2 separate regions of the Homo sapiens genome follow, and region 1 is linked to region 2. A link is a loop called in an ENCODE intact Hi-C map of the cell type or tissue named here. Cell type or tissue: dorsolateral prefrontal cortex. All regions are shown on one strand. Links, peaks and the distances in the headings refer to the core of each region. The heading gives the core; the rest is flanking DNA.

The links. A loop is a pair of places that touch in the nucleus more often than their neighbours do. Peaks named below come from ENCODE experiments on the same cell type or tissue, not always from the same donor. Only the 100,000 strongest peaks of a DNase experiment are listed, where the experiment ranks them.
Region 1: a loop joins it to region 2, with 2.2 times the contacts of the local background. A loop is called at or near these places in 3 of 110 quality-filtered maps.

The regions. Positions count from the first base shown.
Region 1 is chr12:62,632,850-62,642,255 of GRCh38, reverse strand. No RefSeq gene overlaps it. Among named protein-coding and RNA genes, the nearest start is that of MIRLET7I, 34 kb to the right of the region's middle. In dorsolateral prefrontal cortex, for the core only: no CTCF peak of the experiment used is centred there; no DNase peak of the experiment used is centred there.
Region 2 is chr12:62,687,714-62,697,119 of GRCh38, reverse strand. PPM1H (protein phosphatase, Mg2+/Mn2+ dependent 1H) reads left to right here. Exons shown (of 10, transcript NM_020700.2): 7 at 3,121-3,184; 8 at 7,314-7,421. Among named protein-coding and RNA genes, the nearest start is that of MIRLET7I, 89 kb to the right of the region's middle. In dorsolateral prefrontal cortex, for the core only: no CTCF peak of the experiment used is centred there; no DNase peak of the experiment used is centred there; H3K27ac peaks cover 764 bases.

The DNA of each region.
Region 1 (9,406 bases), core at 790-8,789, 55 kb after region 2:
TGTGGTAGGGTGACTGAAATGGGAGAATCAGTTTTTTAGCAGTAATGCAGGGACGAACTCATAATCCCTACATTCACGTGTATGCTTTTGCTGCTGCTTGCAGCTGGTAATGAGCCTTACTAAGCCAAGAAAGTGATGGCCATTTGGAGGCTATGAGCCTAGAAGGGGAAAACAAAGGTCGCTAATTTAACCACAAATTTATGATAAGACCATCCTATGTTGTACTACTTATGACCTTTGGTACAGTCAAATGGCTCTTTGATTCTAAAGAACTTCACAGTGTTAGGGAAAATAAGACCATTTTCAAATTGTGTGTGTATATTTAAAAATTCTCATTTAAAAATCTCAGCTGGACATGGTGGCTCATGCCTGTAATCCCAATCTCTGTGAGGCTAAAGTGGGCAGATCACGTGAGCTCAGGAGTTTAAGACCAGCCTGGGCAACATGATGAAACCCAGTCCCTACAAAAAAAAATACAAAACTTAGCCAAATGTGGTGGTGCACAACTATAGTCCCCACAACTCAGGAGACTGAGGTGGAAGGATCATTTGAACCCGAAAGATCAAGCCTTCAATGAGCCACGATCGCATCATTGCACTCCAATCTGGGTGAGAGAGCGAGATCCTGTCTCAAAAAAAAATCCCTATCTACAAAATACTTCACACTTATTGCCATCCCAGTTGTTTCCTTTAAATGACAAGCCAAAGAATGAATTACCTTTCCTAGCAATTAGTCTGCCTTTTTAATTGTGTTCTCTATCATTAGAACCCTGAAAACACTGCTGCTCACTCAGTATATTCCCTACATTTTCAGTCTCTTGTCTTTCACTTCTGACAAGATCCTCCAGCTAGCTAACCCTTTTTGCTTTACTGATTTCAATTAGGCTGCCTGCGACACATTCCAAGTATGACTGAGCACAAGGTGGGGGCAGTGTGCACCTCGGTTGTCTTCTGGGGACTGGGTCGGATCAGTTTGTTGGTGCAAGTGGGGCCACGGACAGGGCTTTGGAAGGTCTGAATGCAGACCTAAAGGACAGCCCTTCCCTGAAAGGGCCATACAAATCTGAGCTTTTTCTTTAATCCTCTTTTTAAAATTTGGTATTTGCAAATTTAATCACTATAAAGTAAAAGTAGGTGAGCTCATTCAGAACTGTGGATGGGGGTATAGGAATGGTTGACATGAAAGTGAGAGAAATGTGAAGTTACAGCAGCAAAATGTCCCAAGCTGAGTCACCTCACACCCTTCAAACACTACAGGAAGTGTAGGCTTAGTAACCAAACATCTTTGATTTAAACTAAATAACTGTAAAACCTGAAAATAGTGGTCTCAGCAGTTCTGAATTAGATATTTACCTCCCTACTGAGTTTGGTCAGTGAAAAAAAAAGTTGGGAGAAATTTCTGGAGAACTGTGAAGTTTCCACTATTACTGTCTTAGGTGAAAAAATTAAATTTCTCATTTTGGGATTTTTTTTTTTTTTTCTTGAGACAGGGTCTTGATCTTTTGCCCAGGCTAGAGTACAGTGGTGCGAACATGGCTCACTGCAACCACAAATCCCTAGACTCAAGTGATCCTCCTGCCTCAGCTTCCTAAGTAGCTGGGACTACACGCATGTGCCACCATGCCTGTAGAGACAGGGTCATGCTATGTTGCCCAGGCTGGCCTCAAACTCCTGGGCTTCCACCTCAGCCTCCCAAAGTGCTGGGATTGTAGGTGTAAGCCACCGCACCCAGCTCATTCTTATCATTTTTAAATACAAGTCAGAGAACATTTGGCCAATCTACCAATTGCACCGTAGAATTTGAAGGAAAATTAACAGTGTGGTTGTTCTCATATTTGCAAAAAAGATAAATGCTATCATAAGTATTATATGCCTTAAAATACAATGCAAATAGACTCCGATATTTGTAGATAAAATATTACCAATGTATGTCTTGGATTTGCTTCAAAGTAATAAAGGGAAGGGAGGGGATGGGTTTACAGATGAAACAAGATTGGCCATATTGAAGAAAGTTATGCAAACTTGGAAATAAAAGGATGACTGCATGTTTTTTTCAGTGTCTTTCCTGGAATATCATCTGCCAGCGCCACCCAAGGATTATTTATTTAGTTCTTAGGTTATGGTTCTGCAAACTTTTTCTGTAAAGATCCCAATTGTAAATATTTTAGGCTTTATGAGCCATTTGGACTCTGTCACAGCTACTCAAACCAGCTATTGTTGCACAAAAGCAGCCATAGATAATCTGAACTAAGATCTGTTTTAAGACAGTATAAGGTCAAGCTTTATTCCTTGACTAGAAGAATTAACTCGTAAGAATGTGGCCTGGCCGGGCACGGTGGCTCACGCCTGTAATCCCAGCACTTTGCGAGGCCGAGGCGGGCGGATCACGAGGTCAGGAGATCCAGACCATCCTGGCTAACACGGTGAAACCCCGTCTCTACTAAAAATAGAAAAAATTAGCCGGGCGTGGTGGCGGGCGCCTGTAGTCCCAGCTACCCTGGAGGCTGAGGCAGGAGAATGGCGTGGACCCGGGAGGCGGAGCTTGCAGTGAGCCGAGATAGCGCCACTGCACGCCAGCCTGGGCGGAAGAGCGAGACTCCGTCTCAAAAAAAAAAAAAAAAAAAAAAAAAAAGAATGTGGCCTGATCTTGCCTCTCTGGTGTGAAATGAAGAGAGTCAAACATATGAATGAACACTCATGGCCTATTGCTAAGGAAAATTCAGGTAGATCCATAATCATTTATCTTGTTTTATAAACACAGGGCAATTTATAAATTTGCCAGTTTGTATTCTAAGGTAGTCCTACATTCAGCTTCTAGTCATATTGGTGGTAAGATGCATCGGGGTTGTGATACTGTATTTTCTCAAAACTATAACACTATCAATTTTATAATCTGCCACAAATTGAAAATGGTTAATATTTTTTTCTAATTTAAAAGGAGGAAGTTAACCCATCATTTGCCACACTCTAGTCATGAGGCAAAGGAAAGCATACATGCAATCTGTTCTTACAATTAACAAAGTATCTCATAATAAAAAAGTTTATTATGCCCCATGCTGGCTACTTGGTTTTAATTCTTGTATCGCCCGCTCAGGTAGATGTTATCATTTTTTGCAGATGAGGAAATAATTTCATTCTATTGTGATCTGAGAACATACTTTGTATGATTTCAATCCTTTTAACATATTGGTTTGTTTTGTGGCTTAACATACGATCTATCCTGGAGAAGGTGCCATGTGCACATGAGAAGAATGTGTATTCTGCTGTTGTTGGCTGTTCTGTAGATGTCTGTTAGACCTAGTTAGTTCATCATACTGTCCAAGTCTTCTATTTTCTTATTGATCTTCTACCTAATTTTTCTATCAATTATTGAAAGTAGGGTATGAAAGTCTCCAACTATTACTGTTGAGTTGGCTGTTTCTTCCATTCTGTCTGTCCTTGCTTCATGTATTTTAGGGTGGGGGCTCTGTTGTTAGGTGCATCTGTGTTTATAATTGTTTTCCTGATGGATTGGCCTTTTTTAATTGTAAAGTATCCCTTGTCTCTGCCAGCAATTTTTGTCTTAAAGTCTATTTTGTTACATATTTGTACAGCCACTCCTGCCCTTATTTGGTTACTTTTTGCATAGTACATCTTTTCCCATCCTTTCACATTCAGCCTGTATGCATTTTTGAATCTAAAGTGTATTTTATAGAGAAATATAGTTGAGTCTTTTTTTTTAATTCATTATGCCAATCTCTACCTTTTGATTGGAATTCTCAGTCCATAGAAACTTAACCTGATTAACGATTAAATAGGAATTACATCTGCCATTTTGCTATTTGTTTTCTATGTGTCTGTCTTTTTACTCCTTTATTTTTCCATTACTGCCTTATTTTGTGAGAAATAATTTCCAGTATACCATTTTAATTTCCTGTTGTTTCTTTATTTTTTATTTTTTGCAACTCACTTTTACTGTTTCTTTATAAACTTCCTCTCCCATGGAGGAATATATTGTTATAGTCATTAGCTTATTTCTTTTTTTTAAACTATGCTAACAGCAATGGAGCCAAGAGGAGGGAAAACATAAGTTACAATAGAAAGGCACTTAGAACCTGTTAAAATACTGATATCCTGGAACATACAACAACAAACCAACGACAACAATGACAAGTATACTGGCCCTTCCAAACCTGGTCCATCACTGAATCACATGCTGAGCTCACTTCCAGTGCCCTGTTCCTCTGCTCTGCTGGAGTCACAAACCCATAGCACCCCCCCCCCCCGCCCCCAACCAGGGACTTAAGGCCTGGGGCCCTCACAGGGGTAGGTGGTGCTCGGGTCCTAGGTGGGGCCCAAGAAAGGAGACCAGCTCCCTCCTACCTTGCTCACAGCCCCTTTGAGGGGCAGAGCCAGCACGGCCGGGCCTTTTCAAGACTGGGGTCCAAAGCCCAGCAGCAAGGTGGGTGGGGTCAGCGTGACTCCTCTGGGACAGAAGGGCAGTTCAGGAAAGGGTGGGGTCAGCAGAGCTGCCTAAAGGAACCATACTGAGGACCCCACTGCTCTCCTAACAGAGTTATTTTCTTAATGGTTGTCCTGAAGATTACAATAACATCTTAAAACAATATAGTTTGGATTAATACAAACTTAATTTCAATAGTAAACAAAAACTTAGCTGCAATATATACTTCCATTTCCTTCCTTCTCTTCTGTGCTATTTGTCATACAAATTACAACTCTCTACAGTATAAGCCTGTCAACAGTTTAGTAATTATTGTTTTATGTAGTTGTCTTTTAAATTATATGGGAGAAGAAAAGAATTAGAAACAAAATACATTTCTACTGCCTTTTATGGTTTCTGTGTATTTACCTTTACCAGCATCCTTTATTTCTTCATGTGGATTCAAGTTATTCCCTAGTGTCCCTTCATTTTAGCCTGAAGGACTCCCCTTAGTATTTCTTGTAGGCCAGGTATATGGCTCATGCCTGTAATCCCAGCACTTTGGGAGGCCAAGGTGGGAGGATCACTTGAGGCCAGGAGTTCAAGACCAACCTGGACAACATAGTGAAACCCCATGTCTACAAAAAACTTAGCCAGTGTGGTGGCTCATGCCTGTAATCCCAGCACTTTGGGAGGCCAAGATGGGTGGATCACTTGAGCTCAGAAGTTTGAGACCAGCCTGGACAACATATCAAATCCCCATCTCCACAAAAAAATACAAAAATTAGCCGGATGTGGCGTCATGTACCTGTAGTCCCAGCTACTTGGGAGGCTGAGGCAGAAGGATCGCTTGAGCCGGGGAGACGGAGGTTGCAGTGAGCAGAGATCATGCCTGCACTTCAGCCTGTGTGATAGAACGAGACTCTGTCTCAAAAAAAAAAAAAAGTTTACAAATAAACCGGGTGTGCACCTGTAGTCCTGGCTGCGTGAAAGGGTGAAGTAGGAGGATCACTGAACCCAAGAGTCTGAGGCTGCAGTGACCCATGATCACACCACTGTGCTCCAGCCTGGGCAGCAGAGTGAGACCCTGTCTCCAAAAAAAAAAAAAAAAAAAAAAAAGCATTTCTTGTAAACAGGTCTGCTAGGGCTGCAAACCTATTCTGCCTCACTGTTGGCTGCTAGTCTGCTGGTACTCAGAGCTGTCATGGTTGAGAAGCTGTTAGTGTTCAAGCCTACCACAGATCTGGAAAGAAGGGTAAGGAGATTGGTCAAGTAAAAATGTTACATACAGGTGAGGTGTCACATGCCTGTAATCCCGACTATTCAAAGATGCTGAGGTGAGAAGATCGCTTGAGCCCAGGAGTTTGAGACCAGCCTGAGCAACTTTAGAGGCAAAGTCTTGCCTCTAAAAATAAAAAATAAAAATTAGCTGGGCATGGTGGCACGCACCTGTAGTCCCACCTACTCAGAAGACTGAAGTGGGAGGATCGTTTGAGGCTGCAGTGAGCTATGATTGCACCACTGCACTCCAGCCTGGGTGACAGAGACCCTGTCTCTTTAAAACTAAATGTCACAAAGCTCCCTATTTTTACTGAGGTTCAGCCATTTTTCTTGAATACACATTCCTCAGATTGTTGCAGTCCTTTGGTTAATTTCCAGAGTTCTGAAAAAGTTGGTTCTGGCAATTTTTGCCAGAATTTTCTTTGTATGGAGGAGTAGATTTTCAGAGGTTTTTATTCTGCCATTCTGAAAGCCCTTTTCCACATGAAAAAATAAAAGTTCAGGTAGGTAAAGTAGTTTCCCATGGACACAGTGCCAAGTAGCACCAAAGCCAATATTTCAAATCTAAAGCTTATATGTAGTCGACACCCAACTGCCAATTACCACTCCAGTTTTCTGTAACTTCTCATTAGATAATAAGGGCTAGTCACAAAACCTCCATTGTGTACACCCTTATTTGGATGGCATTTTTAACAAAGCCCTTTCACATTGAATCCCCATCCCTGAACTTTGCACTGAGACATACTAACTAATCAATGTCATCTGCTGACCCACCAGCACCATTTTCTATAAAATGTGTTTTTGTCACAGGCATCTTATTTTCCTCTCATCTAGTTTTGACTCTTGCTCAGCTGTAGCTCTGCCAACAGCTCCTTAGCATGCACTATGAAGGTGTATGTTGTCAAGGCTTGTCTTCATGGTGACATTGAGTACCAGACCCCATTATAAGGCCCTTACACAAGCAGAATGAATGGTGTGTTACCCCACGGGTTTTAACCATAGTACCTGAATCTTCCAACTTTTCAGTAAATAGTGAGGAGCAAGTAAGATTTGGCTCTCTATAAATGCCAACTAATAGTCAAAAAGGACAGATAGTCAGGGTCTGGAAGAACTGAACGAAATTATGTTCAAATCCTCTTGAACTAGAAGTATGCTTAAAACAGATCCTACATTCTTGAGCAGTGGTCTGTAATAAAAGTAATGGTAAAAGGTAAATCTTTTACCAGGGTGCCCAGTTGCACTATTTGTTATAAAACCGAATGTGTCTGGATGGAAAGTCATTTGCTGTGGTGGTATCAATATTACAGCTCTTGACATCTCTCTCTATGGGCTCAGTTGACCTGAAATAAGATGACCATTTCACATACTAACAGGGCATTTTTCGATGATCTGTTTGACCTTTGCCTCTGGGCTCAGCAATAAGAGGAGTAATAAGATGACATTTTTAGCAGAACAAAGGAACAAGAAACCCAAAGAATTTAAGCTTAAGGGAGCTTAAATACAACAATGAAATAGCTGTGAACATTTAGTTAATACCTGTCCCTTCCTGCAGTGCTTCTGTAGCTTGGCTGCATGTTAACATCACCTGGGAGCATTAAAAAAACCCTGTCTACCAGGTCAGACCTCAGACCAATTAAATCAGAATCCCCCAGGGAGGGACCCAATCATCAGTATCTTTTGAATGTTTTGGCCAGGCACGGTGGCTCACGCCTGTAATCCCAGCACTTTGGGAGGCCGAGGCGGGCGGATCACCTGAGGTCAGGATTTCAAGACCAGCCTGACCAACATGGAGAAACCCGTCTCTACTAAAAATACAAAATTAGCCAGGTGTGGTGGCACGTGCCTGTAATTGCAGCTACTTGGGAGGCTGAAGCAGGAGAATCGATTGAACCCAGGAAGTGGAGGTTGCGGTGAGCCGAGATCACACCACTACACTCCAGCCTGGGCAACAAGAGCGAAACTCCATCTCAAAAAAAAAAAGTTTTCTAGCTGATTCTAAGGTGAGAAACACTGTGTAAAGATACTAAGGACACACCTCTAAAGTAACGTTTGCAGACTTATCAGACAAAAGATACAGGACATCTACTTGGATTTGAATTTCAGATAAAGAATTTTTTAAATTAAGTATGTCCCTTGCAATATTTGGGTTGTACTCATACTAAAAAACTACTATCATCTGACATTCAAATTTAAATGGGTGTCTTCTATTTTATCTGGGAATCTTACACAGGACAAAACTGAAAAATCAAACAAGAGGGGTAGAAATAAAGACTCAGCAACAGGGAAATTTCACTGGGTATAGGTTCCTGTCTCAAAGAACAAGAACACCTGGAATATAACAAAAAGAAAAGTTGTGCCAGGCCAGTACCATCCTGAGGGAGAGTTCCCAGGTCACGGAGGAGGAGGGAGGACTTCAGGACTGACTTCTGGACAGACCTCCTTAGTACCTGTATTCGTGTGCCATAATAAAATATCACGGACTGGGTGGCTAAGGTGCCAGCAGGTTCAGTTTCTCCTGAGGCTTCTTTGGTTGGCTTGCAGATCGCCTCCCTCTCGTCATGTCATTTCTCCGTGTAAACAAATCCTCTGTGTGTCTGAATTTCCTTTTCTTCAAAGGACACTAACCAGATTGGATTAAGGCCCACCCATGTGACCTCATTTGACCTTAATTACCTCTTTATAAAGGCCCTATCTTCAGATACAGTCACATTCTGAGATACTCGCAGTTTTGACTCTCATATAAATTTTGAACACATTTCAGCCCTAAACAGTGTCCCTCACTGGACTGGAGTCCTGAGGGGCTATGAGGCGGTTAGGTTGGTAGGGCAGTCAAGTATTATTGTTCTGATATCGTCTTCCCAGGGCCACCCCAGCCCAGCCACCCTCACCCCATCTCCTGCCATCAGGCTGTGCAAGAGAGTGACTGTGCCCCTGAGCCACCAGGGAAGGGAAAACAGTTTTGTTTGTTTTTTGTTTGTTTTTTTAGACAGAGTCTTGCTCTGTCGCCTAGGCTGGAGTGCAGTGGCGCGATCTCGGCTCACTGCAACATCTGCCTCCCAGGTTCAAGCAATTCTCATGCCTCAGCCTCTAGAGCGACTGGAATTACAGGTACGCACCACGACGCCCGGCTAATTTTTGGTTTTTTTGTTTTTGTTTTTTAGTAGAAGCAGGGTTTCACCATGTTGCTCAGGTTGGTCTCGAACTCCTGGCCTCAAGTGATCCGCACCCCTCGGTCTCCCAAAGTGTTGGGATTACAGGTGTGAGCCACCGCGCCCGGAAAAGGGGCATTTTTTATGGAAGTTACAGAAAGGAGGGTTAGGAGGGCACATGTGGAAACTGCTTTTTTCTGGGGAGGAGAGGGGAGGGGAGGAACATCACCAAATAGGAGGATGATAAGGGTAAAATGGAAGAGCATGTTACACCAACAGGGACCACATGCAAAAGAAAGAATATTGCAAATGATACCCACTTCTCCTGAGGCTGAGGAAACTAACAAAGGGAGTAGGTAGGATACAAGAAACAAATCACGATTTCTACAGCAATGGAAGAACTGTAGACACACTCTCCACACCACTCCTACAGCTGACTTCCCCCGTTTCTTTTGTCCCTTTCAGAAAAAAACAAAAATGCCTCAAGTGTTATGAGCTTTGCTCAGGAGTTGGAGAAAAGACAGCTCTGTCTTCATTTTATTGAAGTCACGGGCTTG
Region 2 (9,406 bases), core at 465-8,464:
ACTTCTGCTGACTTTCCTCTCTTCTTCTCTGTAGACCCAGTACCGTAGTAGCCACTAGTTTTGTACAAACATGACCCCTTTTGTTCTTTTGCCACTCACACAGAAAATTCCCCTTCCTCTTTTGCCAAAAGTCTTCTTTTCTTCATCAGATATCAGCTGGTCACCCGAAGAGAGTGGACAATAATGGTCTCATTTCAGACTCGGACTAGAATGAGAAATTCCCAAAGCTAAGTCCTGATATCACATTTCTTTGTCATGTTTTCCGGAAAAGTCCAAGTCCGGTTTTAAGGCCACTCCACCTTTTTGGTCTGGGAGGAGTAACTTAACCTCTCTGGGCTCAGTTCTCTCCTCTGTAAGACAGGACATTATAAGGCCATTGAGAGATTTTAGATACTATAAGTCAGCACAGAGCCTGGTGTCTGGCATGTAGAAGATGCTCAGTAAATCATAGCTGCTGTGATTACTATTAGCTATTATTAATTTATACAGACTCTAATCAAGTTGCCAGTTTTAACTCTTGAGTACTATATTTTATACTTTATTACTCAAGGCTTTGTAACTATGGATGGAAGTCCACTTAACTTTATATGATGATCTGTGCTTAGGATTCAGAAAGATGGAGGGGGAGAAGGTGTTGTACTTTTCCTCCTCATTGGTGCTATTCCCCCTTGTCGTTAGTTGCTGGGGGAGAGGGAGTGCTCATAGTTGATTGAAAACCAACACTGGCGGGGCAGAATAAACCTTCCTTTTCCACCATTGTTTCTATTTCTAATGTTTTGTTGTTCCTGAAGATAAGCAGAAGCTAACATATAATATTAAAATTTGCATTTGGTTTGGTCCTGTGGGTAACAACTCTAAGTGTGTGTCTTTCAGAGTTGTGGGACATGGACTTCGTGCTCCTGCAACACTCTGCCATGTGAGAATTCAATGACCCGGCTTGTGATAGAGCAGTTTTCTTACTACTTCTCTAAGCCTGTTAAGAGTGCTCTTCGCCTGTCTCTATTAAGCTCTAGGTAATACCCAGTCATTGGTTCTAGAGCTGCAGCCTTCTGCCTCTATTTAATTCTAGCCTTCTAGCTCTATTTAATTCCTGTGAATGTCTAGTCATAGACCCAACTCTTCTACACCAGATCCAGGCTCCTCCTGTGCCTGGATCTCAAGGCCCAGCCCCTTTCTACATCTGGTCTCCACTGCTGCATCCTCTCTGTGCGGGCCTGTCTCCTCACTCTCCACATGGGGTCTTCAATCCCTGTTCACGCTCATCTCAGGGCCTTTCTCAGGCCATTTTCCTCCTCTCCCTTGAGCCATGTAGTCTGTTGTCTTAAGGGTCAAGCTGATAAGGGGCTAATTGCTGAATCATTTTGAATGGTAGTTAATTGATGCTTGATGTATAGTAGTGGATCTCAACCTTGGCTGCACATTGGAATCACCTGGAAAGCTTTAAAAAACCCAAATTCTTCTAATAATAGCTTTATTTGTTCCCCCCCCAAACTCATATACCACAGTGTTTAAAATAGCTCATGTGAGTATGTAAAAACATCAAAGTGGTTATTTCCACTTTGTGTTAGTTTGGTAGATTTGGGGGAAGGAAACAGTATATTTCCTTTTTTGAAAATTCAATTCCTAGAATACCTCTCAGCTCACTCAACAGCAGCAGCATTTGTTTTGCCAGGCACAGTGCTAAGTACCTCCTAAGCTCTCCACATTCATTTCCCTATTTTAATCTTTGCAATAATCTCACGAATGAGCCCCAGATTTTGCCCTAATTGATTAATGAGGATCCTGAGGGACTGAGAGCACATCTACTTGTGCAGGGCTATACCAAAGGCATTGCTGAACTCCAGCTCAGGCACATCTGGTGCCAAAACCTCACTGATTCTCCACCCCATGGGAAGGACACCTTACCATGTAACTTTCTGAGGATGGACCTGCTTTAACTTTGGGGTTGCATGCTTTTTAAATTTAGTTACATTCTTTTGTACCTCAAGAGCTTCCATAAATTTGATTTCAGACTCACTCCCAAGCAGCCTAGATATGTCCAGGAATGGCAGGCCATTTAATAAATTAGGATTTTTAATGCACTCAGGAGATGTTGTTGTAGAAAAGCATCTACTTATAGCACCTAATTCAGCAGAACCTACCCTATCTTTTACTTAGTCTTTTAAATAACTTTGAAGTTATGAGCAGTGTTATCCCCATTTTGCAGAAAGGGGAACCGGTATGCCACGTAAGTGTTAATTATCTACTAAGTATTAGTAATAACTGCCACTAAGTGGGCTCTTACTAAGTGCAGGCTCTGTACTGAGCTCTTTGTATCCTGTGTATTAGCCTCATTGTACAGATGAGGAAACTGAGACTGAAAAAGGTGAAGCTACATGCTCAAGGTGATAAACAGCTGTAACTGGGCTAACAGTTGTTTGTTCGCTTGTTTGTTTTTTAACTTGGTTATAAGCAAAATTGCAAGACATGGTCTTCATCAGCTCTGTCCCTTTCATCTTACCCGCCTCCGCTGTGCAGGCTGTGGCACTGGAGAACCCTATCTGGAATAAACCATTGAGGCATAAACTGAAGGTTCTTTCTGTGTATTGAGTGGCTATTTAAAAGCTATTGTGAAACAAAGAATGTTTTACCAACCTTGCATATTATATAGAGGACAAACAGGCTCGAAAGATTTCTTCCCTAGCCATCCCAATACAAGGCTGTTTTGGTATAAACAACCCCTGAAGGTGAGAACTGGCTCTCGAAGCAGTTTCACACTCCATTCATCTCTGAGCTCTGCTGTTTCTCACAGTTTTGGATTCGTGATGAGAATACTGTTGCTGGGTCACTTCATTATTACACAGACCCTAAGGCCAGAAACCCATCTCCCCTTTTTGCTAATTATGCATATGCCAACTTATTTCCTCCCTCTTCAAGCATATAAAGACAGTATTTTCTGGTTTGGTAAAAGACACACACACACAATTCTGTAGGGAGAACAACTCCCTATAAAGGAAGAGGTAGTCAGTGTGGTGAGTGGATGGGGTCTCAGGGAAAATGAAATCCCTAGCAGTCGGTGTCAGGGCAGCAGGTCACTAATTGAGTGCAAACCTTTTTTAAAATGTTGTTTATCCCCTACAGGGCATACAAAACCATTGAGGATGAGGACTTGAAGTTCCCCCTTATATATGGAGAAGGCAAGAAGGTAGGCACGTGTGCTTCCCCTGGGTAGAGAGGACAGGGCTCTGTCCCGCCTTCGCTCCACATAGCCCGTGGCAGTCCGTGTGTTCCACTCAGCAGCTTGTGATTTTATAGCCTTGACAGCTTGAAAGCATATCCCATCCATCATCCTTCAGGCCTCCTGTCTTCAGGGTCCAAGGAGTAGTGGGGGTGGGAGGTGGGCGGTGAGCACAAGGGACTCAAGCCAATTTTGTGAAAATAAAGTCCCCCTTCCCAATCCATTTGAATAACTTTTTACAGTGTTTAAACATGAACCACTTTCACACACATCATCTCATTTATATCTGACAACGAGCAAGGAGGCAGGTCAAGCTGGCTGTGTTATATCCATCTGGCAGACGAGGCAGCTGGGACTGTGAGGTTAAAACAGCTCAGGCAGATCACGCAGCCAAGCGAGGGGCAGCTGCGGATGTGGTGCCTTGGCTTTCTGTCTGCTTCGCGCGTCTCAGACTCCACCATGGAAGTCCAGACTTTGCAAGTCTGTTTGCCACTTGCCCCATGGAAGAGAGTCCAAAGCGTCACTGTAATTAGACTATAAGGTCACAGCAACCAGAGTCCAGACTAAGATAACAAAGACCATCATCAGCTCCCAGGGTTCCAGTCAGAATCCAGCACTGAACAGCACGTTGTCGAACCAAAGAAAAGCTGTGGATCCTAAAGTGGTCTCTGAGCAGAGGCCTGGAGGAGGTTGAAATCCTGGAGTGGAGAGCAAGAAGCTTGGAATCTATTTCCTAGTAAGAACAAACACCTTCTGAATCATTGCATTCTTCCTCGGAACACTAATACATTTCAACTCGGTGTGAAGCATTCCAAGTGAAAAATGTGGTCACATTGAGAAGAGTCTTCAACTGATAATTTTTCCAGCATTCGATACGATAGTTTTTATCAAGAAGAAATGACTCAGAAGAAAACCAAAGGATGCCTTCCATGGGCAGAGTGTGTGTGTGTGTGTGTGTGTGTGTGTGTGTCAGAGCAAAAGCAAGAGAACAAACATGGTTAGGTTTTGGGCTCCGTGTAGACCAGCAGTGATTTCAATGCAAAAAGACATCTCAACAGAAGGAGGAATACCAAACACAAATATCTGATCCATGTAGGAATCATTTTTTAAACGAACATACCCCATTCATGAAAATGAACACCTTTCAGATCACAGTCTCTGGTTAAGAATCGTGTCAGGGCTAATAGGCACTGTTCTGATATAAATATTTGTGCCTTTTGGTACAATGGGCACCATTAATGAGTATCATTCAGCCCAATGACCTATGCCTGCAGCTCCATTTCTTTGTGGGGCTGAGATTCTCTGTATTACCCTTTAATATCCAGTGAGTTCCAGTAAACTCAGGAACACATTCTGTTACCCCTGTATCTCTAGTTCCTGTCTAGCCTGGTACCTGACATAAATGCATAAGTATTAAATAAGCTGTTCAGTTATGTTCAGTATACTTTCCTTAGTACAATAGGAAAATGGAATGATGTATTCTTGGAAGTTTATAGCAGTAAGATTTGAAGGAGCAAGAGTTTTCTAATTTTAGTATAAAGTTCAATTCACCAAAACATCATGTTCCTCAAGCATTTCAGGTAATTTAAGCTTGATGGTCTTGCGATGGGCAGGTGGCAAGTTCTGTCCGTGTACCTGTTGGCCTATTTAAAAGCCACCATGTCTCCATTTTGCTTTTGTTGGTAGATACCACCCCTTTCTGAGGACTCCATGAGTTCTTGGAGCTCCTTCTAGATCCTGGACTGGGATTTTCTCTTTCTTCTCCGCGTACCCCTACGCAGAAATTTCAGAGTACTTCTGTGGCCATTACTTCTCATTTTCTTTCTTCAGATGCTTTTAAAGACTGGTGTGGGTAACACCTGGATACTTCGTAAACAAGGTCAGTCACTAGCAGAAACATCAGATTTCTTTGGCTGGAAAGAGCACACAGAGAAGCCGCCATTTCAGGGAGGAGAGCAGGAGAGCCACAAGGGACTCAGAATTTTTCACATTTAGAGTTGAGCACTTCTTGGCTAGAAGGGAGCCAGTCCAGCCTCCCAGCAGGGCAGAGGGCCCCAGGCTTTGCTTTGCATCACTTTTTTTTTTTTTTTTTGAGACATGGCATCAGGCTGGAGTACGGTGGCACAATCTCGGCTCACTTCAGGCTCGACATCCCAGGATCAGGTGATCCTCCCACTTCAGCCTCCTGAGTAGCTGGGACTACAGGCGCATGCCACCACACTGGCTAATTTTTGTATTTTTTGTAGTCAGGAGGTTTTACCACATTGCCCTGGCTAGTCTCAAACTCCTGGGCTCAAGTGATCCTCCTGCCTTGGCCTCCCAAAGTGCTGGGATTACACATGTGAGCTACTGTGTCTGGCTGTGTCTCGTGTCTTTATCCCCTCTGACCCTTGCCCTCAAAAAGGTGTCATGGTTTCATTTCTGCTTAATGTGAACTCTGCCTACCTTCCGAACCAAGGCTGGCTTCAAAATTCACAGCCCTGTTGACAGTCTAGGATGAAGATGAAGACAATATATTAAATTGCAGTGTTTCTTAGCATTTATTTACTTCATCCCCACTCATAGGAGGTAATTACTCTTATCACCCAGGTAATAGAGTGAGGATTCAAGCTCAGGTCTTTGAACCATTTCACTACACCGGATATATTTTTTATGATTAAGGGTTAGGACACTGCTTTCTTCCACCCAGGATGACTTTCACTCCATCCCTCTGTGTCGCCTGTCTTGATGCAATCCACCTTTCTGTGCTAAGTGCCACCTCCTCCGTGGAGCCTTCTCAGTAGAATTTTTACCTCCTCTAAACTTGCATAACCCATTGTCTATGTGTTTTTCAGTACTTAACCATATTTTATGTGTTATTAATTACACATCTCCCTCTTATCTCCCTTACCAAGTTTCTTTTTGGTTTTTTTATTTGTTTGTTTGTTGGTTTGAGACTGAGTCTCACTGTGTCACCCAGGCTAGACTGCAGTGGCATGATCTCAATTCACTGCAACCTCCACCTTCCAGGTTCAAGTGATTCTCATGCCTCAGCCTCCAAGCAGCTGGGATTACAGGTGCCCACCACCATGCCTAGCTAAATTTTGTATTTTTCGTAGAGATGGGGTTTCACCATGTCAGCCAGGCTGGTCTCAAACTCCTGACCTCAAGTGATCCACCTGCCTCAGCCTCCCAAAGTGCTGGGATTACAGGCAAGAGCCACCGCACGTGGCCCCAAGTTTCTTTGTAGTAGGGACGAGGCCTTAGACATTTGTGTCCCCAACATATGATGTAAGTACATAGTAGGCACCCAATAAATGTTTGGGTAAATCAGATCTTCAGCATAACAGGAGATATTTAAGCTGACTGTGTAGGCATTGGTGTAATAGTGTTACTTCCTTACACCATTCAAAAACAGTTCAGGATGAGGTCTCAGCCCTGAGGCCTCTGTGTAGCTATGTCACAGCACTGGTGACATTTTGTTCCTTTCCACCCAGAGGGAATTTGTGGAGATCTTAGCAGGATAGGTTATAGAGTTGATAAGTTTCTTTTCTCCAGCCATAAAACATAATAGGTGAACTCTGGGAGGGCAAGAGCTATTTCTGATTTTTTACACCTTTTACTAGTACATATCACAGGACTAAGGACATAGCTGGTGTTGAGCAAATACTTGTACAGTGGATATGTAACAGAAAGATTGGTGGGTGTGTGGATGGGTGGGTGGATGGATGGATGGATGGATGGATGGATCGATCAATCCTATTGGGTTTGATATGAACTGATTTCTGCAGCTGTAGACGTCACGCATGCATTGGAGTTAGTTTATTGGACATCCTTCCTTCCAGTCTCCAAAAAAAGAAAGCTGAAAAGAAACAGCAGCAACCTGTCAAGCTTAAGATAATGGATAGAAAAAGCACTCCTCAAATACAGAAGTGATTTTGGTGAGCCCTTTCTTGGTAAGAGCTATCCACGTATGTTAGCAGCAAGGGGCCTGGAAACATATCTGGGCAGGAGGAACTGGAAAATTGTTTGGTTGTTCCTAGCCCAGGCAGCTGCACTGGAATGGGATGCTTTCACTGTGTGCGTGTTTCTGATGACCCTCTGCTTATACTCCTAGGCCCGGGTAATGGCAACTATTGGAGTGACCAGGGGACTTGGGGACCATGACCTGAAGGTGCATGACTCCAACATCTACATTAAACCATTCCTGTCTTCAGCTCCAGAGGTACCGCATGAGGTTTTTGTTTATATTTTGTGCAATAAAACATTTTCGGCGTTATTCCTCCTGTGACTCACACCCCATATCCAGACAGTAGCCAACTTGTATTATATGTACTTCCACTGTATCTCTCACGTCTGTGTCTTTTTCCCACTCCATTCTCACTTTGACTCTTCTGGTTCACACCTTCATCACCTCTTACCCAGATGGCTGCACAGCCTCCTCCTGACATTTTCTAAGTCTGCCAATCCATGCTACTTATTGCAGTCAGGTAAATTTTCCTTAAAAACTGACTCCTAATTGCTCAGAAACCTTCAATGGCAGCCCAGGCATGGAGAGTAAAGCTCAGACTCCCATTCACTTGGTGTTCAAGGCTTATTATAATTTGGTCTGGACTTCTCTGATCTTTGTTCTCCTGCACCAGCCAGAATGAACTTGCTGTTTCCCTTACATGACCTTAGGTTTCCCATATTTGCTTAAACTATTCCTTTTGCCAAGAATGCCCTTTCTCCCCAACTCCAAACATCCAAATTCTTTTTTTCTCTGGAGTTTAGCTTAGATGCTTTTTTATGGAGAGTTCCCTGATTTCTTCCTTGCCCAACCAGAAGTAATGTCTCTCCCTACTTGGGATATACATAGAGCACCTTCCACGTACAGTGTTTTCACTGTCTGCCTTCGGTCACAGTTGTTTTGTTTTGTTTTGTATTTTGAGACAAAGTCTCGCTCTGTCGCCCAGGCTGGAGTGTAGTGGCATGATATCGGCTAACTGCAACTTCTGTCTCCTGGGCTCAAGTGATTCTCCTGTCTCAGCCTCCCGAGTAGCTGGGACTACAGGCACACACCACCATACCCAGCTAATTTTTGTATTTTTAGTAGAGACAGGGTTTCTCTATGTTGGTTAGGCTGGTGTTGAACTCCTGACCTCAAGTGATCCACCCGTCTCAGCCTCCCTAAGTGCTGAGATTATAGGCGTGAGCTACCACACCTGGCCTGATCATAGTTATTTATGTATACCTTATCCCCTCGTTAGACTAATTACCTGAAGAGCTTCTGTCATTCAGCTGATGTTTAGAGAAGTTAATTTACAAACAAGTTGGTCATATATTTGGTTTAAAAAAAATCATGTGTCTTACCATATAGGAAACAGTATCGATTTCTATGTTGACTTTCTGGATATATCATTTAGAAATTTTTTTGCTTCCAAATTTGGAAAAGTCTAACCGATAGTATTAGGTTGGTGCAAAAGTAATTACAGTTTTTGCCATTTTTTTTTTTTAATTACTTTTGCAACAGCCTAAGAGTTTAAAGGTAAATTTTTCTCACCCAGTAAGAAGGCTGAAATCTGGTGGCTGCTGGCGTTGGTTCAGCACCTCCATTGTGTCAGGGCTGTAGCGTCTCTGCATTTCTTTGACTTTCCCTTCATGGTTACAAGGTGGTGGCAGTAGGTCCAAGCCTGACATTTCTATGCAAAGATGGAAAGGAGGGGCAGCCTCTGTCCCAACAGATATTCACTTGCCTCTCATTGGCCAGAACTGTGTTACATGACCTTCTAGCTGCAAGGGAGTTTGGGAGAGCAAGAGTTTTAACTCTCCCAATTTCGATAGTAGAAGGAAATCAGGAAGGCATAAGTCAGGAACCAATAGCATTTACTACAATGTGTAATTAAGGTTTTTTGTTTCTTTTTTTTTTTTTTTTTGAGATGGAGTCTCACTCTGTTGCCCAGGCTGGAGTGCAGTGGTGCAATGTTGGCTCACTGCACCCTCCACCTCCCAGATTCAAGTGATGCTCCTGCCTCAGCCTCCCAAGTAGCTGGGATTACAGGTGGGCACCACCATGCCTGGCTAATTTTTGTATTTTTAGTGGAGACAGGGTTTCACCATGTTGGCCAGGCTGGTGTTGAATTCCTGAGCTATAGTGATCCACCTGCCTCGGCCTCCCAAAGTGCTGGGATTGCAGGCATCAGCCACTGCGGCTTGCCTGTAATTAAGCAT